2 separate regions of the Homo sapiens genome follow, and region 2 is linked to region 1. Evidence: chromatin contacts called from ENCODE Hi-C or POLR2A ChIA-PET data. All regions are on one chromosome and are shown on one strand. The core of a region is the stretch at or near the end of the contact, and the rest is flanking DNA. Distances in the headings are between cores, read along the strand shown.

The links. Hi-C counts contacts between places; a loop is a spot of excess contacts on that map. ChIA-PET counts read pairs that join two places held with the same protein, here RNA polymerase II (POLR2A). Pooled maps may share reads with other maps.
Region 2: a loop to region 1 is called in a map of naive thymus-derived CD4-positive, alpha-beta T cell, with 4 times the contacts of the local background. The contact joins two enhancer-like sites. A Hi-C loop is called at or near these places in 18 of 168 maps with a recorded cell type or tissue (B cell, CD4-positive, alpha-beta T cell, CD4-positive, alpha-beta memory T cell and 13 more), 37 of 37 single-sample maps with no recorded cell type and 18 of 50 pooled maps. POLR2A ChIA-PET finds 5 or more read pairs at or near these places in 11 of 52 experiments (AG04449, B cell, GM12878 and 8 more).

The regions. Positions count from the first base shown.
Region 1 is chr18:79,475,524-79,478,661 of GRCh38, forward strand. All of the region lies in intron 8 of NFATC1 (nuclear factor of activated T cells 1), which reads left to right. It overlaps LOC107985162 (a long non-coding RNA gene), which reads right to left. Exons shown (of 2, transcript XR_001753518.2): 1 at 1-3,138. Among named protein-coding and RNA genes, the nearest start is that of NFATC1, 81 kb to the left of the region's middle. Within about 2 kb of position 1,613, at least 3 of the 41 ENCODE cell types and tissues checked have a DNase peak (open chromatin) inside an H3K27ac peak, as active enhancers do; they include OCI-LY7, where a contact is called at or near this core.
Region 2 is chr18:79,515,990-79,518,852 of GRCh38, forward strand. All of the region lies in intron 9 of NFATC1 (nuclear factor of activated T cells 1), which reads left to right. Among named protein-coding and RNA genes, the nearest start is that of NFATC1, 120 kb to the left of the region's middle. Within about 2 kb of position 1,547, at least 5 of the 41 ENCODE cell types and tissues checked have a DNase peak (open chromatin) inside an H3K27ac peak, as active enhancers do; they include OCI-LY7, where a contact is called at or near this core.

The sequences.
Region 1 (3,138 bases), core at 363-2,862:
ACCGTCGACACTGTAAACCTGAGTGAAGTGTGTTCTCACGCTCACTGTCGACGTTGCGAGGGAAGCGTGTTCTCATGCTCACTGTCGACGTTGTGAGGGAAGCGTGTTCTCACGCTCACTGTCAACGTTGTAAACCTGAGGGAAAGGAATTCTCTCTCACATGCTGTGGGGTGCTGGCCCCACCAGGCCTCCCAGGAGACCTCCCCAAAAGTCAGAAGAAGGGCTCCAATTGAAAGGGAGGTCCGAGATGTGCTCGCCAAAACCACCCCCAGCAAGACGCCAGGCATCCTAGCCACCCGACGCTCAGGCCGTGCGTGTCCTCAGAGCGTGTTTTAAAGCAGGAGGGATTTGGGGTGGAAGATTGCTCCTGCAGAAATCAGAGATGAGGGGAGTAAATTAGGGAACCAGCGTCAGGATCCAGACTTCTGTGAAAGAGCCACAGGGCTCAGCATCCGACGGGCGCACCTGGGGCTGGGCGAGTCTGGCTCCAGAAGGGGGGTGGGGCCGGGAGCCTGAGATGGGATGAGAGGGCGGGAAGGGGCTTGTTGAGAAATCTAAGGGCCACGGGCCACCAAAAACAAACCAGGAGGTGTGAGTCAGTGGGGAGGCTGGGTGCCAGGAAGCCTGCGCTCTGGGACATGCGTGGGGCAAGAGGGGCGCCCTGAGCTTGGCGACGCCAGCCGCGCGCCTGGGAGGGATCCGCCTGTCCACGTGCAGCCGCCTCCGGGCGGCGTCGGCCATGCTGCTGCCCCACCGTGGCTCTGTGGCTCCAGCCGGAATGGCAAAGCCTGGCTCCACAGCTGCCTGGGAGCGTGAGTCACGCGCCCCACAGAACACGGCGGGCAGCGCGGGCGAGGATTGGCGAAAGCCGACCGATGTGTTTTGGCTTGTGTGGTCTGTGGGAGCGTCCTTTGTCATCAGCCTAATTGGGCAACAGATCCCACCTCACTGTGCCCTGGAGCAGCACGGGGCCACCACACAGCCTGAGGCCCCACTTGCGCTTCCCCTCGCTGCCGTGCTGTCCTGGCCCCGTCGCTGCCACCTGAGACCCCCATCAAGTACCTGAGCTCTGCGTCTGTTTTCACGCTTCTGTATGTGTAGGAAGCCCCCCACCGATGTTGCTCGGGGTCGACGTGATAAACCTGAGGGAAAGGGAATTCTCTCACCCCGACCGACACACAGGATGGGTGTGGGGGCAAAGTGAGATCATGAACAAAAGCATCTGGGCCCGTCCTGGACACATGGCCAGGGTTAGCCACGGTTGTCAGCCTCCACGGAGCTGCAGTTTCAGCCTGGAGGTCTGTGGCGTGCATGGTTGGAATACTCACCAGACTCACGTGGTCGTGACTCCGGAAGATCATGCCTTCCTGGAAACCTTGGAACGCGCTTCAGCAGAAACTCCAGTGAAGAGTCGGTGAGAGAGCACAAATTCCCAAAGGCGGATGGAGTTCGGAAGGACCCTTCTCTGTCTCCCACATCAGGCGGTGCCTGGTTGGTGCAGATTTACCCCATGGTGGGCCGTGGATCCCTCACCTGCTCTGGAAACTGATCTTGGCTCTGAACAAGGAGAAATGATGCCTCTCAGCCTCGAGGGATGGGTGATAAGGCAGCTTCATCCGCTGTTTTCTTTCATTGTTTGAGAAAAGTCATGCCCCGGAGGTGTCATTCCTGGTTGTTTATGTTGATGGCAAAACTTGGACTTTCTTGTCATACAGCAAACAGAAGACAATCTGATCTTTGTTTTCCAGGGGTTTAGACTTTGAACAAAACCTCTTTTGTCCAGTACTGTAGTGCATCCCTGGTAGAGTAATTCAAGCTGAACACAAGGTTGCATAAAAATGTGGGCATGGGGGAGCAGGGAACTGTCTTGGGATCATTCTTTGCTGTGCACAGCAGCTGCAGCCTGCAGGCAGCTCAGCGTTAGATCTCCCCACCCCCAATGCCACCTGGGGACCAGATGTTACTGTTGGCGGAAGAAGGGGGTCCGGGGCACTGTCTCAGTCTTTGGGGCTTCCATGGTGGAGCACTACCGGCCGTACTGTTGGTGGAAGAAGGGAGTCCGGGGCACTGTCTCAGTCTTCGGGGCTTCCATAGTGGAGCACCACCGGCCGTACTGTTGGCAGAAGAAGGGGGTCCGGGGCACTGTCTCAGTCTTTGGGGCTTCCATAGTGGAGCACCACCGGCTGGGCACCTTGTAAACAACAGACATTGATTTCTCACAGCTCTGGGGGCTGGAAGTCCGAGGTTGGGACTGGTACGGTCGGGTTCTGGTGAGGACCATTCCAAGTTGCAGACAGCCAAAATCCTGCCATATCCTCACATGGCAGGACAGGCGATTTGTCTCTCCCTCCCTGTGGGACGGCAGTCCCGTTGGATCAGGGCCCCACCCTGATGACATTGTTTAACCCCCAGTTACCTCCTGCAAACACCACTCTCAAGTAGAGTCACGCGGACGGGGGTTAGGGCTTCAACATGAGGTTGAGGGGACACGAGTCCGTCCATAGCAGTGACCCCACTTGTCTAAAGCCACAGGGCTGAGCCTGCCCCCTGCCCCCCTGCCTGCCCATCCCCAGGCCCCCGTTCTTGCCCCCAGGCCCCCCCCCGCCCACCCCCAGGTGCTCCCTGTGCTGCAGACAGAGCCCCCGAGGAGCCAGGAGCTGCCGGGCACCAACCACACAGGAAGCCAACAGGTGGGGCAGGCTTGTGCCTGCCACCGTGTTGCTCATGCCGATTTTTATTCTCAGATCTTGTCACCTCTGTCTTGTAGCAGAAGGGGGCCCTGATCTGGGAGCCGTGAAGACCCCAGCTGTCCCCCGGGAGCCAGGCCACACCAAGGCAGCCAAGGGGACTACGTTGGGAGGAGGATGTGGTCCGGGCCATTAAGAGCTGTGATGAGCCCCCAGGTCTGCCCTGGGTGAGGGGCTCTGCCTGCCCTGGGGCTGCATAGACCCGGCTGGGGCTTTAGAACAGGAACCGTTCGAGGGGCTGCGGTGGGTGAAGCCCACTCATGTCCTGGCTCCTGTTACCGGGTAGGGATGGCAGCCCATTTTCCAGGCTTGGGGGTTCTTTAAGAGGCCAGGATTGTGCCGAATGCTCTTTGGCTGACGATGGCCGTGGCGGGGGCTTTGGGAGGGGAGG
Region 2 (2,863 bases), core at 297-2,796, 40 kb after region 1:
GCCCGCATGCCGTCTCGGTGGGGGGCGGAAGGACAGCCTGTCGGAATCTCCCAGGCACGTGGTCCTGTACCCTGAACCCTGGCAGTTTCCACACGGCGTTTGCATTCTGTGCAACATTCAGGCTAAATAAGGAAGCAGGCAGTTAAGGTAGGAAAATTATTCTGTCTTAATGGCTGACGTCCCGAGTGGCGGTCCCGCTCCCCACCACCAGCTGCGTCCAGATGAGGGGCTTGTTTTATGAAAACTGTGACTTGTCAGGCCGTCCCTCCGTTGTCCCGTCCTCTCCTTCCAAAAATAGCAGGCCCTGTGGCGGTGGCTTATTGCGATGAAAAAGATAAAAATAAGTGAAGGCTGAAATAGGTCCTGGACTTGAGAACTTACTTTTTAATGAAACTTGAGAAGCTGTTATTTTCCACTGCTTTACAAAGCATCTTTGAAAAATGCAGAATCGTAAAGAAGGGTTCTAGAGACGCTGCGACCCTGCGTTTTCAGAATGTGGTGGCTCCTCGACTGTGGAGTGGCAGAACCGCCCTTGTTCTTACCCCGTTTCTCAGCCGAGCGCCGGGCGCCCAGCAGTGTCGGACAGTTTAGGGTGGACCGAGGAGGCCGTGGTGGAGGCTTCATGTAGGAGGTTATGGAAAATCCAGATATTTGCTTGTGAAGGAGGAAACATTTATGGTAGACTTTCTAAGAGGTTGCTTCTTCTCAAAAAATTAAAAAACCCACATGAGAGGCGGCCTCTTCAGTTACCTTGGCGCACACACCGAAGCCACCTCTGCATCAGACACGATATACGTACAGTGGAACAAAAGCGTTTTCCTCTTCGCTTCCTATTTTCTGATCTCTAATTTGTGGCTTTAACCATATTTTTATGTACTTAGCTCATATCTACTGTAATACCTTAAATGAGAGCCATACAAGTCTAAATGTGTATGTCAGATGGAAAAATTGAAAGCTGTGTATTCAGCAATTCAATGAAACCATAAAACAGTCAGTAAACACATCTATCATGCCCCTTTGTAATGAACGCCACAGCCATGAAAATCCATATGTTCATTAAGGTTTTCAACCACCATCAAATGGCGTTCTTACTCCAAGAATTATTAGATATTGTCAAAGCTGAGTACAGCAAATGTCATTGGGAGACATCTTAGAAGTTAGTTATTTAAGAATAGGATTTGGCCTGAGATATTTCTGGTTCTATCTGTGTCCTACCCAAATTATTACCCTCTTAGGTTACAAGACTAACTTTAGCTAAAGGTGTATTTTCTGGGAAGGTTAGCAAATACTTTTTATAATTATCTCTTAGTTATAGGAATGGAGGAGAATGTCTTTCCTGTTTTGTTTTGCTCTTTTTAAAAAGTTATTTTTGATGACTTGTCCTCTGAAGAATATGCACTTTTCTGTCCCTCAGAGGATGGTGGAGTAAGCTGGGGACAATTGCGTTCCTGCTGCAGGTTTAATTACGCTGTGTCCAGTGGGACGGTGGGCCTTAGAAGGGAGCCTGCTGGACGGAAAGTGAGGCGGATGGGGACGCTGCGACAGGAAGAGGCAATAGGAACATGCCCCCGTAGGCCGTGGGTGGCATCACGACGGCCTTTTTTGTTTCCTGTATTGCTTTAGTGTAAAGGAAAATGACAACTCTAAAGAAGGAGCAGTCCTGCAGGACGTTCTGATGTCTGATAATTCTGAGGCCTGTGTCCTTGCCAAACTGTCTGGTTTGTTTAGCGGTCATAGATAAATACTCTTAGACTTGAATAATCATAGCACAATTGGTTGTTGATTGGAACTAACATAACCATTGAAAAAGAGGGAAGATGCTTTTAAATGTGTTTTGTGCAATTAAGTTAGTGGTACCTATATGAACAAATATGCTTTTTAAAAATTGACACAAAAATCGTTTATGCAAGTTATAGTCTTCATCTGTGCTACTTAAACTTTTTAACTGCAAGGATTAAACAGTGTATTTGGGTTAGCGTGGCTGAACCACATTGTTTATTCTTTAAGCCCAAATCCAGTTCCTAAAAACAATTCTAGCGCTGCCTCTCCCGGCTCTTCACTGCACGCAGCCTGAGGGCGTCGTTGTCTGTGCTGCACCCTGGTGCTCAGTGGGTCTCCAGCTGGCACAGTCACCACCACTCCCAGATGGGCTCTGCCAGGGACAGGGATGGAGCAGACTGCATGGGCCTGGCGTGCAGGTGACCAGGTAGAGGCAGCTCAGCTGTGTCTGAACAGCTTTTCCCATCGCTTTCCCGGTCGACATTCATGGCAGCCGCTGCGTCCAATGACAGGCACAGTCAATTCTTTGAGACAGAAAGGGAAGGACAACACTAATGTCCCCATGAACCCCAGAAACATGAAGGAGGGGCACACGCCCACAGTAGAACATGTGGAAGCTGAGTGTGGCAGTGTAAAGGGCGATGGAGCCCCCGGGCCCAGCATGTTTCGCGCTGCCTGCTTGTGTTCTGATGGGCGGTAACTGAAGGTCCACCAGGAAGTGCCTGGCACCCCCCCTCTCGCTCGTGAAAGATGCAGATCAGAGCACCTGAGAGGGTGTCCTTGACAAGTGTTTTGTCACATCGTTCAGCCATATAGAAAACAGACTTGGAAAAATCTGAGATCCCCCAAGGAGCCACCGCTCATTGCCCAGGGCGTGGCCCACAGCAAGGCTGCTCCTGCCCCCGCTACTCACCGCAGTGTGAGGATGGGCTGACCTGACCGCCCAGTCCTGTCTTCAAAACGAGACTAAGGGTAGCACCCAGCTCCAAGGAGAGCTGTGCCGGGTGCTCTGGAGGGGTGTTAGGACCCCTGGCACCCGGTGTCCCTCAGTGGACGGCCGTTGATTCTGTAACAAGGCGGCCAG